2 separate regions of the Homo sapiens genome follow, and region 1 is linked to region 2. Evidence: chromatin loops called from intact Hi-C (ENCODE). Cell type or tissue: OCI-LY7. All regions are shown on one strand. Each heading gives the region's core, and the rest is flanking DNA. Links, peaks and the distances in the headings are about the cores only. Region 1 has its middle 47 kb from the start of ACMSD. Region 2 has its middle 18 kb from the start of TMEM163.

Region 1 (12,473 bases), core at 4,451-12,450, 51 kb before region 2:
ATTTAGCCTACATAAACGAAAACTCTTCAGTGTCCTCAATTTTTAAGTATGTAAAAAGGTGCTGAAGCCATAGTTTGAGAACCACTGCTATAATGCAAGATATATAATATAACCCTGACCTAGAAAGTCTGGGCAGAGTCAGAGCAAGGAAGAGTCGTTTTAGTGAAGGTCTATTTCATTATTGGTGGGCAGCATTTTACAAATAAATACATTTAAATACTGTGTAGTTGACTGTGTTGTAACTGAATAATCAATTTAAGTAGAAACCAGCAGGCAAGTAATTGTCTAAATATTCTTGTACTCATCATCCTTTGATTATATCATCCCCTTGAGAAAAAAGAAATTGGAAATATAATAAGGCCAAACCTGCTTTATTTAATAAGGTCTATGCCCAGCCTCCAACTCCAGATCAGCCAGTGAGAATGTCATACCAGGGTTCAGGGGCTGAGTAGGGTCTGTTCCAATTAGAGTGGAATTGTTGACTTCTTCAGAAAAGGAAGCAGTGGGATCAATGGCTATTTAGCTGCGGTAGCAGCCTGGAATCGCTTAGTGCCTGATGTCCAAGCTGGGTATCAAGGTCTTTACATACTTTTGACAGACTGAACCTCTAAATGCTGCCCATTATTGGTATCAGTGTGCCGTTGCCCACTGCAAACTGATTCCTTCTCAGCTTTGATGTGGCACTGTCAGTGGTCATCTGGTCAACGTGCCAGCTCTGAAAACCAAAGACAGTGATCCAAGGATGGCAGACCTGACAAAATCAAAGTCAATATTCCATCAAGTTTATACTCTCCTGTTTGCAAACAGTCTTCATGTGATCCCCTTTCTTTCCTGTGTTTTTTGGGGAGTTAGTATCAAATGTCAGTTTCAAACCATGACAGTTCTGGTCTTCAATAATTTATATTCCCTAAGTGTAATCAATGTTCCTGACTTTCTATGAAAGTCATACCATATCACCCCATTTCTATTCCCTAAGGCTTCTTTCATTTTCCTGCATGAGTTTGTTTTCACATCCAGTTTTACCGACCCCAAGTCAAATCCTTTGTTGAAAATGTCTCTGGGTGCTTTGCTAAGGTCAGCATGTGACAAAGAAATACGTATGAGTCTCACTAATGTCTGCCCATAAGCCGCCTTGATGAGGCCTCAAGACCAGGTGATGTGGTGGTTGCCTGAGGGTGCTGATCTGCTAGCCTCTGCGGCTGGAAGAACAAAGTAAAAAATAATTCATATTTCTGGTTTCTATTCTGGCGGTGAATTTTGCTTTGTTCTTATCTGGGATTTGGAGATTTTAAACCTCTCTATACTCAAGCGTCGATTTCTCTGGATCCAGGAGGACCCTTAGAAATCTATTCCAACACCACCATTTGCTGCTGAGGCCATTAAAGGCAAAGAAGAGAAGTGACTTGAGAGGTCAGGGTCAGGCAGTGCCCAAGCTGGGATGCCTCCTCTCTCTCCTTTCCCCTGCCTTGCAACTGCAGGAGTCTCAAAGGCCTAGGTCCAGTATCTGTCTGTAGGTCCTAGATTTGAGGCATTTAGCTCTAGCCTGGTGCCCTACAGCCATGGTGTGATGGATATTTGTGGTTTTTTCCTTCCTAGGATTTCTTCCTCTTTTCCTGACAGCATCCACTCCCCTTTCCCCCTCTCTCAGTCCACGTGGCTTCAGCTGGGCAAACCCCATCTCCTGATTCCAGTCTGGACAGTGGCCAAGATGATTGGTAGAGGGATGAACATGTGACCCAAACTTGGCCAATCAGACCCAGCTTCAGGCTGTTTGCTGTTGCTGTGAAGAAATATGGTGTCCATTTAGTAAGATATAAAATTGAAGGTGTTCTTGGTCGTTTTGCCACTACTTGGAAAGAGACTGACTGAGAAGCAAATCAACCCTGAGGAAAGCAAAGCTGAGAAGGAGAGACTGAGGGAGAAACAGACAGAGAAACAGAGAGAGGGGGAAAAGAGAGGGGCAGGGGGAGAAGGAGCAGGGAGCGGGGTTCCTGGTGAGACCCTTTGAGCACCCGAATCCAGCTACGTTTCAAGCAAGATTTACCCGTGGATTTTTTTGTGATATGAGCTAATACATTTTTTGTCTTAAGCCAATTTGAGTTGATTTGCTGAAACTTGGTCTCCTTGGTTTGCTAAAATTGTGCTTGCTGCCTAGAGTTTGGAGCTCCAGGATGGCCCTGTTCAGGTACATTATAGAAAAGTGCTAGTTGCTGGGGCAATTTGGTTTCTCATCCTACTGGAGCCTGTTGGTGAGTTGTCTGTGCTTGAAGCTGCTCTTGCCCTCTGAGCGGCCTAAGCCCCTGAGCTATGGGTGATCTGGGTTGCCTCTGAGTCCTCATTTGATTTCGGGACTCACTTGTAGAGACTGGAAGAGGATGACTCACTGTTCACTGGCCTTTGGTAGATTTTCTCCAATGAGGAGGCCTGACTTGCTTCTTTTCTGTCTTAGGTTTTAGGTTTCTATTTGTATTAGCATCTCTTATCACTAGAGGAATAAAAATAATGAACTCGGCCAGGAACGGTGGCTCAAGCCTTTAATCCCAGGACTTTGGGAGGCTGAGGCAGGCGGATCATGAGATCAAGAGATCAAGACCATCCTGGCCAAAATGGTGAAACCCCATCTCTACTAAAAATACAAAAATAGCTGGGTATGGTGGCACGTGCCTGTCCTTCCAGCTACTAGGGAGGCTGAGGCAGGAGAATCGCTTGGACCCTGGAGGTGGAGGTTGCAGTGAGCTGAGATAGCGCCACTGCACTCCAGCCTGGGTGACAGAGTGAGACTCCTTCTCAAAAAAAAAGGAACTCTCATGCCAGTGAATTAAAAGGAGCTAGGAATAGTGAGCATACTCACAGAAATGACGTTATATGCATAATATGAGGTGTGTAATATAACAGATCATATAATCATACTGAGAGAATGCTGACCCATGCACAATATAAATTAACACATTTTATTTTCTGTATTCATGAAAGGTCCTGGCAGAAACTGATGGCACATTCAAACTAGAAAATTTGAGAGACCTGAATGAAGGGACTAATTACAAACTTGTGGGCAGGGTGGAGGGAAGCTGTTGGGTAAGTGCAGTGCCCCAGGGCGGGAAACATTGAGGTGCAGTTACCTCTCTGAGGCCTGAATGCACAAGGGAAGAAAGAGGTTCCAGAACCAAGACTGTGAGAGTTGTGTGGCTCTGCAGCCCACAGGGAGAGAGCCAGGAAGAAATACTCTGTCAGAAGTGGATTTATCCTGAAGCTCTTGAAACTGAAGCCTGAAGTTCCCCCACTCACATGGGCCCCTGGAGTGCCAATTGCTGTTGGGATGTAAAACATGTTCTGTGTGGGGAAGCAAAATCCATCAACAATTGAAAGTATTTCTCACTTCCGGGCATAGTGGTTCACGCCTGTAATCGCAGCACTTTGGGAGGCTGAGGCAGGAGGATTGCCTGAGCCCAGGAGTTTGAGACCAGCCTGGGTAACAAGTGAGACTCCATCTCTAAAAATAAAATAAATAAAATAAAATAATAATAAAATAAAATAAAATAAAATAAAATAAAATAAAATAAAAATTTCTCTGTAAGCATTTTTGATAAGTTGTCTGAAGAGACCTCAAATTAAAGTGACGGGAATCTGCAAGGCTCTACTGCTTTGTTCTGATTTCTCTTCTCATTCTAAATAAATATTCATCTTTCTGTCTCCTTATGTCTTAGTATTTTTCTTAGAGAGTATCTCAAAAATTGTGTAAGCTTTTGGGCTCCACAAAACCTGGATTTGCCTCAATCTCACTCCCTCCCAGCCTCTGTTGGAACAGAGAGAAACTTAGATGAAAATGTACAATCTCTGTCCTCGTGGGGCTTAGCATCTAGTGAAGGAAATAGGTGGGTAAACAGTAGTAGCCTCTCCATGGCTTTCTACGTCTCATATCACCCCATGTAAGCATTATACATCGTGGTTCTTATTGTATTGCCTTGTCACTGTCTGGGTTCGTCTTTTTCTCTTCTCAGAAATCCAGGAGCTTCTCAGGTGCAGGAAGTGAATCTCTCACACCAAGCAAAGAGTAAGAGAAGAATACATGAATGTATGCATGAATGAATGAATGAATGGATGGAGTAGATGAAGGAGTTGGATGAAGGCTGTAACTGATCACTATAGGAGGTACAGTCAGAGTATAAGGAAGGTGCTGTTAAGTATTTCATCTTTATGGTATTCTATTTTACTTTAGATTCATGGGCATGGGATTTAAAAAGTTCTAGAAGTATATAGAACATGCATGCTGCCTTTGTCAAATAGAAAAGAAAAAGAACACAAAAGAAAACTTATACCGCTCATACCTATAATCCCAGCACTTTGGGAAGCCCAGGTGGGTGGATGTCTTGAGCCCAGGAGTTCGAAACCAGCCTGGGCAACATGGCAAAACCCCATCTCTACAAAAAATACAAAAATTAGCTAGGTGTAGTGGTGCACAACTGTAATCACACCTACTCAAGATCCCGGGATGTCGGGGCTGCAGTGAGCATGATCACACCACTGCACTCCAGCCTGAGCAATGGAGTGAGACCCTCCCTGTCTCAAAAAAATTACACATTATATAAACCTTACCTGGGAAGTTTTTTTTTTTAAATGCTGATGCCTGGGCCTTGCTTTAGGACTACTCAGTCAGAATTTCTATAGTTGAGACTGGACTTCCAAATTTTTAAAAAGCCATAAATAATTCTGATGTTCACCCTTCGTTAAAAATCACTAGATTTAAACTATGTAATAATTCCATATACCAAGAATGATATTGCACCACGTATCTATCTGTTGTTTTTGCCATCTCTTCTCCTTTTTCTAGTATTAATACTCTGGCTTTCCTTTGAGGGGTCTCCTACCTCACTCTCAGTTGATGTGGTTTGGGTCAGGGTGACCTTATGTCCTCAGACCTCCTCAACCACTCTGCTACCCCATCTGGCTCCAGAGATGGAGCTGAGACCCAGTTCTGGCCCATCTTATGTCCCATCCGTCTGGCCACAAAGATTGGCTCAGAGATAGGCACAAGATGTCAGTTAGTCCAGGAGCCCCCAGCTGGAAATCCTTGTGGGATATTTTGGGAAAGAGAAGTCCTCTTTCCACTGGGATGGCCAGATGATAGGAGGTCAGTCTGGGGCTGTGAGAGTGCCTGTTGGAGTGTGAAGACAACAGAGAAAAACAGATCCAAGTAATGGGGTGACAGGGAAAGTCCTGGAGACTGTCTTTAGGCCCTCAGAGCCAGCTGTTTGAAAACAACTCAACTTGGAACCATGTGACGCCTTTACTTGAGTAGTCACTTGCAACCAGAACAGTCCTAACAATTTTTATTAAGTTCTTTTTTTTGTAAATTTGATTAAAGTTTTCAATAAAAACAAGTTGGAGTAATTCTTATAGTGATAAGAGCTAACATTTATTGAGCACCTACTATGTGCCAGGCACTGTTCTGAGAGCTTAACATACTCACTCATGCAATCCCCACAGTAACCTACAAGTGAGTACATGCCTATTTTACAGATAGAGAAACTGAGGCACTTAGTGAGCCCCACTTCCATCAACTCTGTGTTCATCATGCTTCCTGCTCTTGGGTCAGGGAAATATTACAAAGACCTTGCCTGCGATTTGAGAAGCCACCATTTAAGTGAGTGATTGTACTTTTATGGGTTCAAAGTGTATTGCTGCTTCGAGAAGTGTCTCACTTTAGCCTTGAGAGGATAAGACAGAATGATGGTTACTACCATGCAGGATCACAGAGGAAAATTGGTGGTAGGCTGGTATCACACGAGGAGGTCTTTTTGTGCAGAAGAAAGGTTAGAAGGGTTCTTTTCTTTCTGCAAGATTAATTACATAATTAAGCATGGCACACTACTCTCAGAAATTTAGACTCCTGCAGAAGGAAGATGGATGAGGAAATAACAGCACGTTGCCATGGCAGAGGAGATGGGGAGTTGGCTCCTGTGCTATCTCCTGGCAACCATTTGACAAGGAGCCGCACTTGACTTTGAATTACAGGCAAAGAAGCTGCCACTCGGGGATCATCTGTAAGGGAACTTTTATCAAGCTTACCTTGGTGCCTTGAGAGAAGCCCAGATACATTAATATAAAATAAATACAATTTCAGGTGCCTCTCAGTGGGCCATTTCCTCAGTCTGACTAGTCATGAAAGCCATGGAGGCTTTGCTTATGGAGAACCTTCTGCTTCAATTTTCTGAAAGCAGCGTGCCCTATGCCAAGGAGGATTCGCTCTTGTTTGCAAATGCCTTCACCCCAGGGACCAAACTACGGGGGTGGTGGAATCTGGGATACCTCCTAGAATAGAGTTGCCAAAAATCTTACCCTTGTCCAATAAAAGGAGCAAACCCCTCATTTGGAAAGAGGAGCACTGTGTGTGGTGAGTAGGGCAACCAATTCATCTGGCTTACTTGGGACTTTTCCAGTCTTAGCACTGAAAGTCCAAGTGCCAGGAAACCTCTCAGTCCTACACAACCAGGAATGGTTTGCCAAGACCGTCCCTCTATTCAAAGGGAAAGTCCCACATCCCAGGCATCCTACTCTGTTTGGGCTGCGAAAACAAAATACCATAGACTGGGTGGTTTAAGCAACAGACATTTATTTTTCACAGTTCTGGAGGCTGGAAGTCCGAGCTCAGGCTGCCTGCTTCATCAGGTTCTGGTGAGGGCTCTCTTCCCAGATTGCAGATGGCTGCTTTCTTGCTGTGTCTTACATAGTGGAGAGAGAGACAGAGACAGAGAGAAGGAAAGAGAGAGTGAGAGAGAAAGCTCTCTGGTCTCTTCTTATAAAAGCACTAAAATCCCATCATGAAGACTCCAAACTCATGATCTCATCTAAATTGAAATACCTCCCAAAGTGTTGGGACCTCAACATATGAGTTTTGGGGGCACATATTCAGTGTCCCCAAACTGGTACAGTTGGTCATCTGTGGATGACCCACCTTCCCCAATGGTCATCTTTCATAATGCTTTTTAGAAATGGAGAATGTACTCTTTGAGCATACAGATATGTTTATTTTCTCTTTTGAATTTCCCATAGGCTAAGCCCACTGTGACTAAATCTCAAAGGGGCAATTATCTGCTTGCATAGAAACGAAGTATCCTGTCCACCTTACAAACACAGTCTCAAGCACACCACAAGCTTCACCTGCTCTAAGTTCTTCTTGGCCAGGAGTGGTGGCTCACGCCTGTAATCTTAGCACTTTGAGAAGCCAAGGCAGGAGGATTGCTTGAGGCCAGGAGTTCAAGGCCATCCTGGGAAACACAGCAGAACCCCGTCTCTATTTATTCTAAAAAATTTAAAAAAAACCAACACTTTTTTTTTTTTAAAAGTTCTTGATCCTTTCACCTCTCCTTGAGCAGGGTCTGTGTTCTCTTTTCAAGGGCCAAGCACACAGTAGGTGCTCAATAAATAACCAAGCAAGTAAAATTTTCTCTAATTGCATATGTCTTCAAAGTTCCTTAGTTGGTTGTGTAGCTTTCACAGTCTTGTGATGGTCAGTGGTATCTTCTCAACTCAGAGGCCAACATGTGCGTGCCTGTTCTCTGACAATAACTCATAGTTCTTGGTGAGGATGGCTTTAGCAATACCCTTTCCAGCCACTAGTCTTTGCCAGGGCATGGCAATTCCAAGCTGACTAAAGCCTCTGGGCCAGTTTTTGACTTTCTGACCCATGGAATAAAGATACCATAGAACAGGAGTTCTCAACCTTGGCTGCACATTGGAATCATTTAGGAGCTTTAAAAAAATAAGTAAATAACCAGCTCCTACCACAACCAACGTATGGGGCCCGAATGCCATCATTTTGAAAAGCTTCTTAGGTTTTTCCTATGAGCAACCAAGGTTGAAAACCATTGGCCTAAAGGATCTTTAAGGACGAGGATAAACTATAGGAAGGAATTATTCTGGGAAAGCTTATCTGTTCTAAGACTAAAATTCACAGATACCAGCAGTGCTTGAGTCAAAAAAGTCTCGTTTTCTGTTTTTAAAATATACTGTACTTATTTTTAATTATGGAAATTATGCACAAATTACCTTCGTAAGGCTTCAAATGATTTAGAAGTTTGAAGCCTTTGTAGGTAGGTTAAAAAGGCAAAAATTCCTTCTTACCCACACTGCAGTGGTAACTCTCTTGTTGGGATGGGGTATATCCATTCAGATCTTTCCATTGCTGTTATATTTGAATATGTTTGTATAAAAATATATTTTTCATAAATGCAATTATGCTTTTTATATTCTTCTCAATTTTTTTTCTCCATAATGACTCCATCTTCTAGATATTTCCAAGCTACCCTATCTCTATCTACTTCATTCATTTTCATTGCTGCCTGGTGTTTGTAAGATGAATGTGTCATAGTTGATATCACCATTCCCTTGTTTGTTTCCAGAGATTTGCTGTAACAAACACTGCTGCCCTCAACATCAGATTAACACTGTTTTGTGCCACACTCAAGCAGATTTGCTAGAATAGAAACCTAGTGGAGGTTTGCTGCATGCATATTTAAAAAATTGATAGCAGCAGCTAAATTGCCTCTCAAAAGACCATGGATTTACATTCTTACCAACAGCCCTCAGTGAACCCTGCCCCTGCCCCCACCCCTCTGGGGGCCTTTGCACATGCCATGCTATTACCTCTACTGGGATTCTTCTCCCTTCCTCATCTTTCAGATCTCAGTTCAAGCCCTGCTTTCTCACCCCCTTGCAGGATCATCCTCCTGTGTCCTAAGCTGTTAGGACATCAAGCGCTTGTCCTTCAGAGTGTTTAGTGTGTATATTTACTTTAATGTGGGGATTGTTTGGTTCATATCTGGCTCTTTGTGCTGTTTTAACTCTCTCCGTGGCCCTCCCCCAGGCCCATTCCTCACCCTTCCCTGTCCCCAGAGGCTGACCCTGGACTCCCTCGCCACCTGGCTTCCCATTGGGTTTAGCCACAGGAAGCACCGGCAGGTGATCTGGAGGGCTGTGACTGATACATCCTCCCATTCTAGAAGGCATTGCAGAATGTAAGTGATGTTATTATAGGGATTACTGTAAATTTCATTTAATACACACACTTCAGTACTTCATGATGAGTCCCAGTGACAGTCCATTATACCTTAGAAGCCCCACAACAGAGAAGTTTGAGAACTAGGATAAGGTTATCAAATAGAAACTCCCAAACTGACAGCCAAATGAGGGGCTTTTAGATACAGATGATTCTTCTTATAATTGGCAGTTAGATTCTATATAGTAGCAGCAAACACTGAATTTGCAAATCTTGAACAATTGCTCCTAAGAGAAATACAGGGCTAAATTCCTATAGCTTCTGGTCACAACGTTTTTGTCAGCCAATAAATCTATAACCTTGTTTTGTGTGTATTTCTGTTTAAAGACATCTTATTTAATATACAGTGCTGGCTTGCTAATGTTGAACTCATGGCCAACAGCAGTGCAACTCACGCCTGAACAAAGCTTATTTAACACATGTTATTTACCCTATAGGGCACATCACAGCCTTTTTGTGCTTAGGAACCCAAGGCAACACTTCAGCACGACACTTGGAGGCCATTTTCAACAGCAAAATCACAGACAAAAACTCCACCAAAACATGACAAATGTGGCAGTAAATAGGTAGCAGAAAGGACACTTATTTACAGTATGGCAGCTGAAACAGGAAGGCAGAGTGTGGCTAGTTTGACCTCAGCGGGGAACAGGTGGGTGGTGAGCTTCCAATTTTTGCTGCTTATGCATGCCTGCAAATGACCCACAAACACAGGCAAGTATTCATTTGGAGGCTACAAATACATTTTAGCAAGTAGGTGAATGCACAGATACAGAATCTGCAGACAATGAGGATAGTTGGTATTTTGTTTGACCAGCATGGTGATGCAAAGAAAAAAAGAAATGGAATGGGAATGATTGGGAATGAGGGATGCCTTCTGGAGCTGGCCACAGTTCCCACCACTCCCATTTGTTTCCTGTGGACTGCCTCACACATTTACTTTCCCTATCCGGACAGTGGAGGCGTGAGTCTGGGGCACCTGGAGGGGGTTGCCAGAGGTAAATTGCCCCTTCTGTCAGAGGGCAGGTCTGAGAAACCATTCACTGTTACCTCCATCCCAGTGAAGTAGGGGAATGAGCATCCAGGGAAGTGGACGTAGAGCATGAGAAAATCAGGGAAAACAGTGCAGCCTGCAGAGGGGAGGGCAGAGGTGTGCTATTGGCTGTCCTGGTGGGGTTGGGTGTGACTCAGGCCTCTCAAGGAGTCCAAGCCCACGGCGCACTTTGGAGGCACTGCCTGACTTCTGCCTCCCACATTCCCAGCTGCTCCCTCCAGGTAGACAGTGAAGGTGGGGCCTGGGCCAGCTGACCCTCTCACTCTGCCCTAAGGACATTCCCCTGCAGTTTCAGATGAGTGGCCTCACCTGAGCCAGCAGAACTAGGGGGAAGGCCATGGGTCAGATAAGTTCCCATCATCTATTCACAGACAATGAGGTCTGAGTTTTCCAGGGACCTGAAACGTGTCTGTTGAGCGCACAAGTTGAAATTTCTAGCCATGGGAGGGAAATCTTTTTGATCAATTTTTTTTCCTTTATTTCCAGGTAAAATGATACTAAACATAAAATAGCATAGCATCACTCTGTCACCCAGGCTGGAGTCTCGCTCGTTCACCCAGGCTGGAGTGCAGTGGTGTTATTTTAGCTCACTACTACCTCCATCTCCTGGGTTCAAGCTATTCTCCTGCATCAGCCTCCCGAGTAGCTGAGACTACTGGTGTGTGCCACCACACCTGGCTAACTTTTGTATTTTTAGTAGAGGCGGGGGTTTCATCATGTTGGCCAGGCTGGTCTTGAACTCCTGGCCTCAAGTAGTCCACCCACCTCAGCCTTGCAAAGTGCTGGGATTACAGGTGTGAGCCACCGCGCCCAGCTGTAGCATCACTCTTAACACAGTACCTTTTTGAACTAGCATGATTTCCTCAGGGCCTGAAGACTCCTACACTGAATGCCTCCTGCTATTTTCCTTTTATTTGTTGGATTTTTGTATGTTTTAGCTGATCAGTAATCCCTGTTTCCTGCTATCAATGTTCTGATGAAGTCCAGAAAAATGGCAGAGACAGACTTAGCAAAGTAGGCCTGAGCTATTTAAGTCTACAAAAGCAGGAAATATTGTTTGGAAGCTCCAGAGTGCTCAGCAGGTGTGCTTGCTGACTGAGTTCCAGGGAGGTCTGCCAGGATAACTCTTTAGTATTGCCCCTTGGCCTAGTCTATGCTGTGCCCTGGTCAGGACTTTCGACGCTAAGATGAAAAGCTATACTCCTTCAACTTTCTCCTGCTTCTGGTCTCCCAGTGACAAACCCACTGCCTTTTGCCACACTGTGGTCTTTATATTCTGATTGACAATCTTCACATGCACAGCTCCTGGCCAGCATGGGCTTTGGGGCCCCTCTCTCTTCACTGCTCACTTACTGTCTGATGCAGTTGTTGAAGCTGGTGCTGCTGGCCAGAGATGGTGAACCGTAGCCCAGAACTAAGTGTATCATTCAGAGAGGGACCAAGAAGGTGGAAAGAAAACTCAATGGGCAGGAGATACAGGGGTGGCAGAGCTTTCTCCTGAGAGGCTAGAGAAAGAAGACAGCAGGAAAGCAACTCTCTTAGTCTGTTTGGGCTACCATTAAAAATACCATAGGCCAGATGGCCTATAAACAACAAGAATTTGTTTCTCACAGTTCTGGAGACTGGGAAGTCCAAGATCAAGGCAGATTCTGTGCGTGGTGAGGGTCCACTTCCTGGTTCTTAGATGACACTTCTCGCTTTGTGTTCACACTGAGGAAGGGGCAAGCTTGCTCTCTGGAGTCTCTTTTAAAAGGGCACTAATCTCATTCATGAGGGTTTTGCTGTCATGACCTAATCACCTCCCAAAAGCCCCACCTCCTAATACCAGCATCTTGAGGGTTAGGATTTTAACATATAAATTTTAGGGGGACATAAATATTCAGCCTATTCCAGTAAACTCAGACTGCCTGAACCATCAGAAGCAGTTTCTGGAACTCTTAATGAGGAACTATTTCCAGGAAAGTAAATTGTCTAGCAATTTCACAACCAGTAAAACAAAGACAAATTTTTCTTGCCTAGAACTAATGTTGAAATTCTGCCACGCATCAGCATCCTACTACAAGCAAACTCCTCGTGGATTAAAAGTGTCCTCCCTACCTCTGGGGATGACACCAGTGGCCCTTAGACCTACTTACCCAGGCCAGAAGACAGGGACCCACACAGACATTGCCTTTCCCTTACTCCCCACAGCAGATCTGTCACCAAGTTCCACCACCGCAATCCCCCAGTATCACTGGCATCTTTCCGCCTCTACCACTGCCTTGTTTCAGATTCTGGTGTCCGACATTTCAAACCTTACACTGTCACCAGAGAGAAATTCCTAAAAAGCCAATGGGATCATGTGTGCCCTTGTTGGCACGTTGCCAA
Region 2 (12,228 bases), core at 1-8,000:
ATATCAGAATTTTCTTTCTTTTTAAGGCTGAATAATACTTCATTGTAGGTATATACTAAATTTTGTTTATCCATTCATCCTTTAAGGGACATTTGGGTTACTTCCAACATTGGCCCATTGTGAATAATGCTGCTGTGAACATGGGTGTACAAATATCTGTTCAAGTCCCTGCTTTTGATTCATTTGGGCATATACCCAGATGTGGAATTGCTGAATCCTGTGGTAATTCCATTTTTAACTTCTTGAGGAACTGCCATATTGTTTTCCATAGCTACGCCATTTTACATTTCCATAGCAAGTGCATTTTGTGCATCTGTTGAAGTGCATATGAAAGGTTTGTCCTTTATTCTTTTTTTTTTTTTTTTTTTTTTTTTTTGAGATGGAGTCTCACTCTGTCGCCCAGGCTGGAGTGCAATGGTGCGATCTCGGCTCACTGCAACCTCCACTTCCTGGATTTAAGAAATTCTCCTGCCTCAGCCTCCCGAGTAGCTGGGATTACAGGCGCCCACCACTATGCCCGGCTAACTTTTGTAATTTCATTAGAGACAGGGTTTCACCGTGTTGGCCAGGCTGGTCTGGAACTCCTGACCTCAAGTGATCTGCCTGCCGCAGCCTCCCAGAGTGCTGGGATTACAAGCATAAACCACTGTGCCCGGCCTTCTTTATTCTATTAATATGTTGCAGTTCATTAATTGATTTTTAGATGTTACTAACCTCACATTCCTGGGATAAATTTCTTGATCATGGTACATAACACTTTTTACATGTTGCTGGATTCAGCTTTCTCACATTTTGTTGAGGATTTTTGTGCATATGTTCATAGGGTTATTATTCATTAGATTTTAGTCTTCTTTTCCTGCTGTATTTGGCTTTGTTGGTAGGATAATGCCAGCTTCATATGACAAATTGGGAAGTATTCCCACATGTTCAATTTTCTGAAAGATATATATGTGGGATGTTGTAACTGCTTCCTTAAATATTGGATGAAATTATCCAGGCAAACTTTTATTTATTTATTTATTTATTTATTTATTTAATTTTTTGAGACAGCATCTCTCTTGGTACCCAGGCTGGAGTGCAGTGGCGCAATCATAGCTCATTGCATCCTCAAACTCCTGGGCTCAAGCAATCCTCCTGCATCAGGTTCCTGTGTAGCTAATACTACAGGCACTGCGTACCACCTATCCTGGATAATTTTTTCCTTTTTATTTTTTTTGTAGAGATGAAGTCTTGCTGTGTTGCCCAGGCTGGTCTCTAATTTCTGGCCTCAAGCGATCCTCCTACCTCAAACTCCCAAAGTGCTAAGATTACAGGCATGAGCTATTGTGCCAGCTCCAGGTGACCTTTTAAAAGCCTGTTTCAGATTATATCTTTTTAGCTTAAAACCCTTCTGTTGCTTTCTATCCCATTTAGATTAAGAGCTAAACTCTTTACCTTGGTCTATGAAACTAAATGGTCTTTTCTGTCCACTCTTCCAAACTCATCTCTCCTCTGACCACTCCCCTTCCCCACCATACTCCAGCCACCCTGGCCTTTTGTGTGTCCCTTAAACATACTGAGCCTGTTCCCACTATGCCTAACTGTTTTACTTCAGGGCCTTTGCACTCCCTCTGAAACATACTTTCCCCAGGTGATTTCGCCAGTGATGCTGCTCATCTGGGTTTTTGTTTTCTTTTTGAGACGAAGTCTCACTCTGTTGCTCAAGCTGGAGTATAGTGGCATGATCTCAGCTCACTGCAGCCTCTGCCTCCTGGGTTCAAGCAATTCTCCTGCCTCAGCCTCCCGAGTAGCTGAGATTACAGGCATGTGCCACCATGCCTGGCTAGTTTTTGTGTTTTTAGTAGAGAAGAGTGTTTTAGTTTCACCATGTTGGCCATGGTTGGCCAGGCTGGTCTCGAACTCCTGACCTCAGGCGATCCGTCTGCCTTGGCCTCCCAAAGTGCTGGGATTACAGGCATGAGCCACCGTGCCTGGCCTCATCTGGGTTTTTGGATCTCAGCCTGAACCTCACCTCTTAGAGAGGCCTTTCTAAAGTAGAGGCCAGACTCAGGGATCTATTCCATCACTCTGTCTCATCGTCCTATTTTAATTCTCTATGTGACTATCGCATCCTGTAGGTTTTCGTGGTTCTATGTTAACTATCTCTCCTCGCTTGAATGTAAGCTTCTTATGCACAGGACCCTCATGTTTTTTTCTTGCCAATGTCTTCCCACCACCAAAATCAATGTTGTCACATGGTAGACAGTAAATACTGGTTGAAAAAATGAACATCAATAACCACAATAATAGTTGCTTTTTGGCAGCAGGTGCTGATTCAAATGGACTGATGTAAGACCAGGTACTGATTTAAGTGTTCACAAATACCATTTCATTTAGTTCTCTAAAATAATCCTAAATGCAAATATTATTTTCCCCCGTTAACTAAGAAGGAAATGAGGCTTAGGAGAGACTAAATAAGGTTCATGGCTACACCTTTATTAGGGTGCGGGGCAGGGCAGCCCCAACTAATCTATACCTCGACACACATCCTATCCTCTTTGATTACAGGCAGGAAAAGCTGATCCACCAAATTAAAGGTGGTGGCCTCGGGCTGACAAATCTCTGTGGAAGCCCAGGGTGAGGCCCCTTTGTTCTGAGCGGTGGCCTGTGTGAGCATTTGAGGAGGTGCTGTACAGCAAAGGCCCTATCCGTGGCACAGTCTTGATGAGTAACAGACAGACGTCTTTAGAGGCTTTGTTTTCACATCCTCTTTTTGAAAATGGATTTGCTTCCTTAAACACAGTTGGCTTCATCTTTTACATAATACACAGTCATATTACTGCCTTTCGTGAAGCCAGTGTCTTCTTGGCCTCCATGTGTGTCAGCTGAAGCTTTAGACTGTCTGACCACAGAAGCTGATGACCCACAGTCACTTGAATGCTTTCTTCTGTTCCAAGAACCGCACCTAGAGCACCATGGGGATGACCTCATGTCATCCTTGCAACAGCCCAGCTCTGGTTACCTAGCCCATTTTATGGATTAGAACCCTGAGGCTCAAGGGGGCTAAATTTGGCACCCCAAATCACATAACTAGTCCATGGCAGGGGTGGCACAGGATATGAACAAAGGACTGTGTACATTCCTACTGCCTATGTATGTCTGTGCAGCAGCCAGCCAAGAGGCATGTGTTATGTGATGCTTACTATTTATTACTTCTCTACAACAGGGATAAGATAATGATGATGACAATGATAACTCCCAGCCTTGTGATAGGACTTGAGCTTCATTATCTCACAATAGCCCCATAAGGGGTATAGTTGGGGCCCCCACCAGATACACTTTAATCTGCCAGGCACCACCCCGTAGCTGAGTGTTGGCTGCTCACAGGTTGCAGCTGCTTCCTTCTTCTGAATGCTCAGCTAAGGGGAGCCACCTTGCCTAGAAATGCCTGCTTTCCCCCTAGGGGTGGCCACAGACAATGAGTGACAGATATGGGGTGCAAAAGTCTGGTGCCTTGTCTCAAGGTTGCATAACTTTGTGGTGTTCTTCATGCTATGGTGGGATCAGGCTGAGGTGGGATCAGACTGAGAGGTTAAAATGCAGCTGAATCTACATTTTTCTTGGCTTCCTTTTTCTTTCTATCTTGCCACTCACATTCTCTTTCTGAGATCACTTGCACCAAGAATCTGTGTCTCAGGTCCTGCTTCTATAGAACTTCAGACAAGCCCTATGAATCCAGAACTATTGTCCATATTTTGCTGAGCGGGAGCGTGAAGCTGGAGGTGGCTGTCCCCACTTCATCTTGTCCTAGAGATGTGGCATGTCTCTGACCTCCTTAGCCGTGTTGGGAGTGTTCATCTGCAGTGCCCCTCTTTGAAACCACTGCCTCCCAAGGACCAGAGGTGCAATCTCATGGGCTGTGCTCCTCTGGGCCCACTCTTTTTTATCTTCATTCTTTCCCTGGCTTCTGTCTCATCCTGGTTGCCCATCACCCATCATGAACCATGGCCATGGGACACTCTCAGACAAGCTGGAGGCTGAGGTAACCATGAATTTGCCTTGCCCAGCATGATTTTCTTCCTGTGCCTTCTCCTGATAGTAATCCTGCCCTCCAGCTTTGCCCACAGTGTGGACACATGACCCAGGCTGAACCAGGGCACCATCCCTGGCTGGTTACAGAGATTGGCTCAGAAATGAGCACATTGCAGGAACATAAGTCCCTGGATGACCTTGGCCGACCCAGCTCTTCCCCTTCTTGCTTTTCATTCCTAGACAGAAACTACTGAAAATCCTGTAATAAGGAGGAAATGTCTGGAGCAATCCAGGCTACATTCTTATTCCTTCTAGAATAGGATGTTCTGCAGTGCTTGCATTCAGTGGTCCAAGTGGTACCCAGGGTATATAAACCCAGGATGGAGTGCTTTCAGAGTCCCTCAGCTAGAGTGTAATGTGAGGCATGCTTAGACTGCATCTGCCCTTGGCAGCATTCCTGAACCCTGGGGAACTGCTCATGGTGGACCCTGGGTTTCTGTTGATTTTTGCTGCTTAACTGTGAGTAACAAAGTTGCTTTTCATAAATTGTGCCAATGTTCTGTCTTCCCAGACTAGACCAAAAAATGCAAGTGGTGAGGGATTGGGGCTCCTTTTTTCTCCTTGCAACTGTCCTGATGGCGTGGGGACTGCTGCAGCAGCCAGGGCTGCTTTGAGCCCCAGAGTAAGAACCCTCGCAGAACTCTGGAAGCTGGGTTTGTGCAAAACCTCCTGCCAGACTTGAACTTTGCATACATTATCAAGCCAGGATAATTAGAGCCCTTCCTTGGGACTGTTTTATAGAAACTAAGGGAAAGGACAGCCTCCTGCCTCTCGAGTTTTTAGAAGGATTCAAATCTAGGGCTGTCAGCATTCATCTTTCCTGCCATGTGGGAAAGACCCTTCGGAGGTAATATACAGTATGCCGACATTCAGGAAGTGACAGCAGCAAGGCGTGGAGAGAGTAAACAGCAGTCTAACAACAGTGATGCAGTTCAGGGTCTGCCACACCTGGTGCACCCTGTCCTTCCTGCTGACACAAGCCAGCATAGGCTCTGTCATCGATTTCTGTCTGTTTCACCTTGAGATTATCCTGGCTTATCTGGGTGGCTTTATTTTAATCACAAAGATCCTTATAAGAAGAAAGCAGGGGAATCAGAGTCAGAGAGAAGAAGGCTAACTGGCAATAAAAACAGAGATTGGAGCAATTCAGCCAGGAGCCAAGGAGTGACGGCCACCTTTAGAAGCTGGAGGATGCAAGGAAACAAATTCTCTCCTGGAGTCTCCAGAGAAAATCAGCTTTGCTGACACCCCCATAAGATGATTTCAGCCCCATAAGACTCATTTCCAGCTTCTGACTCCCAGAATTGTAAGAGAATAAATTTGTGCCGTTTCAAGCCTCCAAGTCTGCAGTAATTTGTTACGGAGCAATAACAAATGAGCACACACCACTGCACCTCAAGTTTCTCACTTGTAAATTGGAAGTCTTGCCAAATTTAGCTGACCTGTGAGGCCTCATCTAACTCTCTTTTTCGTATTTGCATTCTATAATTATTCTCTTGGCTTTCTTTTGGGCTAGGCAGAATAAGTATCTATAGTATCTATCAGCTGGCTTTTTCAGACATTCAGAAATTGAGGAGCAGTGAGGTATAAGAAGGACACACAGCTCTGGCCAAGGCGAACCAGAACCCAGTCACTCATCTCTTCAGTTCTGTTAGATTACAAAGTCATAGAAGAGGTCTTTCTTGCTTATGTTTTGTTTGGATAAGAATAATTTGGGCCAATCCCAATGGCATTGGCATCATGAGATGACAACACAAGGTCAGACTAAGGGAGGACTTGAAAGTCAGAGTCAAGGTGATGAATAGCAGCCCTTCCCAACAGGCATTGAGTGTTAGAACCAATTATCAAGTTTATAAACAGCCACAAAGCTTCACAGTTTCCCAAGGTGGCACAGACACTTGCACACATGGGATTACTACTTTAGAATTAAAGTACTATGAGGACTTTTTCCCCCGACTTATTAAGGGGCCTTTTCATCTGAAGATCTTGATGTCCATTTCTGCCCAGTGAGAACTTAGAATTTTCAGTCTTCACCTGAGAAAAGAGGAAGAAAAACATCACAGAGGAGAAAGAGGAACAAAAATTTCCACCCTTATGTAAAGGTTCCTTAAACAACTGTGTTGAAACAGGGTCCTTAAACAACAGTAGTGAAAAGGACTACACTGAGTTATTTTAATAGGGTCATTGTTAATTCACTCTTTTTTCATTAAATCAGTAAATATTTTTCCACTTTATAAATGTCTGTCTACCTTATCCCAGGCACTGTTCTAAGCATTCGTGATACATTTTTGAATAAAAGTGGCAACCCCTCTCATCCACATGGGCCACACATTCTTAGGATGTCTGATGGAGCGTGGCATTACTGATTGTGAAAAGCTGATGGCTGTGGAATTAGAGGGCTTCCTCAGGTTCATTCCTGGGAGGTGAGTCACATTGTCAGCCTGTGTCTCCAGCAGCCATTCCTCCTTCCCCACTGTATTGCAAATATATTCTTAAATTTTCTGTATATTATGATGTTTTGACATCATCAAACATTAAACCCATTTTGGGTCCAGGGGAGACTGCCCCTCTGGGGCTAGCCAATTCCTAGAGATAACAAAAGGCCCAGCCTGGAGCGTGGTCTTTGTTTATTTATTTATTTATTTATTTATTTATTTTTTATGTTTGTTTGTTTCTCTTTTTGTTTTTTTTGAGAGAGGGTCTCATTTACTCTGTCGCCCAGACTGGAGTGCAGTGGTATGAACATGGCTTAATGCAGCCTTGACTTCCTGGGCTCAAGCCATCCTCCCACCTTAGCCTCCTGGGTAGCTGGGGTCACAGGCATGCACCACTACACCCAGCAAATTAAAAAAACATTGGGATAGAAACAGGGTTTCGCCTTGTTGCCCAGGCTGGTTTCAAACTCCTGGGATCAAGTGATTCTCCCACCTTGGCCTTCCAAAGTGCTGGGATTACCACACCTGGCCCTAGAGCATTTGATTAGCAAACTAACCAACCAGAGCCCTCCCTCATCTGACCCACACACCCCAGGAGACAATGTCTGTCTGCGTTCATCACTCCAGGGCCAGGTGCCAGGCAACCAGGGACCACCCCTGTAACCTAGAGCCCACTGAAATTCTTCAAACTAGCCAATCCTAAACTGTTCACCCTGCCCTACCTTGCTTTTTCCACAGAAACACCAAGGAAGGCTCTGGTCTAAACCTTGCCCTCACTCCTGTCTTCTGGCTCCTGACCACCCTGGTGTCTTCCCCTGTGGCCCTGCAAGGCATATCATGCTTCCTGTCTCTAGGACCTGTGAGTATAATAAACTTTGTTTTCCTGAGCCTCCCCTGTGTCCCCTGTTGTGCCCACACGGACTCATCCTCGCACAAAAGAACACAAAACAGCCACTCACCAAGCTCCTGTCTCTTTTAGTGGATGAGCACAGGGCCCAGCAGGAAAGGCTGGAGCTCATGGAGTCAGATTCTGTGATTCCAGTTTTGGCTCGGTCACCCCCTAGCTGTGGGACCTCAGGAAAGTCATTTTCAACCTCTCAGAGCCTCAGTTTTCTCAGCTGTAAGATGGAGGCGATAATGATGACTTTGTGTTGCTTCCATGAGGGTTAAAGAATGGAAAGTGCTGGGCCCAGAGTAGCTATGAGTCTCTCACCTGTTCTCGCCCCAATTATGGGCTGGACGAGCTCTGGTATAAACAGTTATTCTGGGATTGAAGTAGACATGGAACACGGAGGTAAGGAAACACCAGAACTGAGGGAGCCAAGCTCATTTGTAAATGGTAACCAGACAGCAGGCGCTGGGCAAGGGCATGGCAGGGAGAGGCCAGGTATCCACTTATTCATCCATTCAACAGACGTTCATCATGCCCTACTGTACACATGCTGGGCACTGTATTAAGACCCAGGGAGACTGAGAATAAGATGGGTACAGTCACGAGAAGGGGACCAATGGAAAGCAATACAATACAATCTGATACGTGCTCTGAAAGAGGGGTGCACTGGTGTGTTTTTGGAAAAGGAGGAGGGCCTATGTCCCACCTGGGCATGGGGAGAGTGTCAGGGAAGGTTTCACAGATCATGCAAGCACTAAATGGAAGGCATTAGCCAGGTGGAAGAGCATTCCAGGCAGGTGGGAAAACAAAGGGCAAGACTTAGTGACTTGGGGGAACCCAGGACATGAGTGTGGCTGGAGCTTAGGGGTCAAAAGGGAGAGAGAAAGGTGCAGAGGCCCTAAGAGGCCAGAACATGGGTGGCTTTTGATGTCAGGCTAGGGAACTTGTAAATATTAGCCTGTGATAATGAGGAGCTATTGGTGGCATTTTGGCAGGGAAAAGACACGACTAAGCTTGTGTTTTATTACTTTGACTGCATTGTGGAGAAGGAGTGGGGCAGAGGGAGCTGTTAGGGGAAGCAGAGCCAGCAGGAGGCTCTAGCTCAGTTCAGGTGAGAAACGATGACAGCTCTGGGAACATGGCAATGGGACTGGACTAGTGGTTCCCATTTGGCTGCATGTTGGAATTACCTGGACAAATTAAAAATAAAATACCCATGCCCCATTCCACAAAATCCAGCATCTGTTTATAATTAAAACTTTTAGCAAAATCAGACATACCTCAATGTAATAAAAGCCATCTATGACAAACCCACAGCCAACATAATACTGAATGGGAAAAAGTTGAAAGCATTCCCTCTGGGAACTGGAACAAGACAAGGATGCCCACTCTCACCATTCCTCTTCAACGTAGTACTGGAAGTCCTAGCCAGAGCAATCAGAAAAGAGAAAGAAATAAAGGCCATCCATATTGGTAAAGAGGAAGTCAAACAGTCACTGTTTGCTGATGATATAATCGTTTACCTTGAAAACCCTAAAGACTCCTCCAGAAAGCTTCTAGAACTGATAAAAGAATTCAGCAAAGCTTCTGGACACAAGATTAATGTACACAAATCAGTAGCTGTTCTATAAACCAACAGTGACCAAGCGGAGAATCAAATCAAGAACTCAGCTTTTTTATTACAAGAGCTGCAATAAATAAATAAATAAATAAATAAATAAATAAATAAAATAGTTAGAAATATACCTAACCAAGGTGAAAGACCTCTACAAGGAAAACTATGAAACACTGCTGAAAGAAATAATAGACGAAGCAAACAAATGGAAACATATTCCATGCTTATGGATAGGTAGAATCAATATTGTGAAAATGGCTATACTGCCAAAAGCAATCTACAAATTCAAGGCAATCAGCTTCAAAATACCACCATCATTCTTTGCAGAATTAGAAAGAACAATTCTAAAATTCATATGGAACCAAAAAAGAGCCCACATAGCCAAAGCAAGACTAAGCAAAAAGAACAAATCTGGAGGCATCACACTACCTGATTTCAAACTATACTATAAGACCATAGTCACCAAAACAGCATGGTACTGGTAAAAAATAGGCACATAGACCAATGGAACAAAATAGAGAACCCCGAAATAAACCCAAATACTTACAGCAAACTGATCTTTGACAAAGCAAACAAAAATATAAGGCAGGGAAAGAACACCCTTTTCAACAAGTGGTGCTGGGATAATTGGATAGCCACATGTAGGAGAAAGAAACTGGGTCCTCATCTCTCACCTTATTCAAAAATCAACTGAAGATGGATAAAGGGCTTAAATCTAAGACCCAAAACTTTAAAAATTGTGGAAGATAACATTGGAAAAACCCTTCTAGACATTGGCTTACTCAAGGATTTTATGACCAAGAACCCAAAAGCAAATAGCTGGGATTTATTTAAACTAAAGAGCTTTTGCATGGTAAAAGCAACAGTAAGCAGAGTAAACAGACAACCCACAGAGTGGGAAAAAGTCTTCACAGTCTATATATCTGACAAAAGAATAATATCCACTATCTACAACAAACTCAAACAAATCAGTAAGAATAAAACAAACAATCCCATCAAAAAGTGGGCTAAAGACATGAATAGACAATTTTCAAAAGAAGATATACAAATGGCCAACAAACATATGAAAAAATGCTCAACGTCACTAATGATCAGGGAAATGCAAATCAAAACCATAATGCGATACCAACTTACTCCTACAAGAATGGCCATAATCAAAACATTAAAAAAACAGTAGATGTTGGCATGGATGCGGTGATCAAGGAACACTTCTACACTGCTGGTGGGAATGTAAACTAGTACAGCCATTATGGAAAATAGTGTGGAGATTCCTTCAAGGACTAAAAATAGAACTACCATTTGATCCAGCAATCCCACTACTGGGTGTCTACCCAGAGGAAAATAAGTCATTATACGAAAAAGATACTTGCATATGCATGTTTATAGCGGTACAGTTCGCAATGGCAAAATCGTAGAACCAACCCAAGTGCCCATCAATCAATGAGTGGACAAAGAAACTGTGTTATACATACACGATGGAATACTACTCAGCCATAAAAAGGAATGAATTAATGGCATTCGCAGCAACCTGGATGAGATTGGAGACTATTATTCCAAGTGAAGTAACTCAGGAATGGAAAACCAAACATGGTATGTTCTCACTGATATGTGGGAGCTAAGCTATGAGGATGCAAAGGTGTAAGAATGATACAATGGACTTTGGGGGCTTGGGGGGAAGGGTGGGAGGGGGCGAGGGATAAAAGACAACAAATAGGGTGCAGTGTTTACTGCTCGGGTGATGGGTGCACCAAAATCGCACAAATCACAGCTAAAGAACTTACTCATGTAACCAAACACCACCTGTACCCCGATAACCTATGAGAAAAAAATACCCAAGCCCAAGCCCCATCCCAGACTAATTAACCCAGAATATCTAAGGTGGGCTTAGGCGTGGGTGTTCTAAAGAGCTCCCCAGGTGAATCTCATGTGCAGTCAAGGTGGCAGCCCACTGGGTTAGAGAAACAGGAAAGAGGACATATCTTCAGTGGTGTTTCTCAAAGTGTGGTCATATCCCTCAGAATTACCTGAGGGTATTTGTTAAAAGTGCAGGTTTCCCAGCCCCATCACTGAACTAGTGAGTCTGCATCTCTGGAGCTGTGGTCTGGGAGTCTGAATTCACAAAGCAGTGAGTCTTAAGCCCTGAAAGACTGGAAAACCATTCATCTGCAGGCACCAAATAAGGGAAGTAAGCACCAACTCTAAGTGGACTGGTGGGCAGAATCTGGGAGGAGTAGAACTGAAGGGACCACCCATCAGAGGTCAGGAAGACAAAGGGAAGAAGGGGCCTAGGAGCCACCCAGACAGCAACAGAACGTCAAGGAGGCTCCTTCTGGACCATTCAGGGGTTTCCATAGCACACTTGGGCTTGGGCACTGTATTAGTCTACTAGGGCTGCCATAGCAAAAACCACACACCAGGGGCTTTAACAATAGGAATTTGTTTTCCCTCAGTTCTGGATGCTGGAAGTCCAAGATCAAGGTGTCTACAGGATTGCTTCCTTCCAAGGCCATTCCCTTGGCTTGTTGGTGGCTGTTTCCTCCCTCTGTTTTCACATGGTCTTCCCTTTGTGGGTATCTGCATCCTCATCTCTTCTTATAAAGACATCAGTCATATTGGACTAGAGCCCACCCAGGTGATCTCGTTTCACCTTAATTGCCTCTTTAAAGGTCCTATCTCCAAATACAGTCACATTCTGATATACTGGGGGTTAGGGCTTTGTATTAGTCCATTCTCACACTGCTATAAAGAAATACCCAGGACTTGGTAGTTTATAAAGAGAAGAGATTTAATTGACACATCGTTCTGAAGACTGTACAGGAAGCATGACGGCATCTTCTTGGCTTCTGGGGAGGCCTCAGGAAACTTTCAATCATGGCAGAAGGCAAAGGGAAAGCACACATCACATGGCTGGAGCAGGAGCAAAAGAGAGGGGAGGGAGGTGTGACACATTTTTAAACAACCAAATCTCATGAGAACTAATCACAAAGGGAATGGTGCTAAACCATTCAAGAGAAATCCACCCCCATGATCCTATCACCTCCCTCCAGGCCCTACCTCCAACATTGAGTATTACCGTTTGACATGGGATTTGGGCAGGAACACAGGTCCAAATCATATCAGCTTCAACATATGAATTTTGTGGAGATACAATGCAGCCCATAACAGATATCTTGGAGCTGGAAAGGGAGATGGAGACATATGGGCCCTGACACCCA

The links. A loop is a pair of places that touch in the nucleus more often than their neighbours do. Peaks named below come from ENCODE experiments on the same cell type or tissue, not always from the same donor. Only the 100,000 strongest peaks of a DNase experiment are listed, where the experiment ranks them.
Region 1: a loop joins it to region 2, with 4 times the contacts of the local background. A loop is called at or near these places in 3 of 110 quality-filtered maps.

What each region holds. Positions count from the first base shown.
Region 1 is chr2:134,785,827-134,798,299 of GRCh38, reverse strand. It overlaps the pseudogene VDAC2P4. Among named protein-coding and RNA genes, the nearest start is that of ACMSD, 47 kb to the left of the region's middle. In OCI-LY7, for the core only: a CTCF peak has its summit at 7,627; no DNase peak of the experiment used is centred there.
Region 2 is chr2:134,730,598-134,742,825 of GRCh38, reverse strand. No RefSeq gene overlaps it. Among named protein-coding and RNA genes, the nearest start is that of TMEM163, 18 kb to the right of the region's middle. RefSeq lists an enhancer at 2,821-3,040. In OCI-LY7, for the core only: a CTCF peak has its summit at 3,494; DNase peaks (open chromatin) are centred at 2,725, 3,395, 4,995 and 6,155; H3K4me3 peaks cover 4,389 bases; H3K27ac peaks cover 5,378 bases.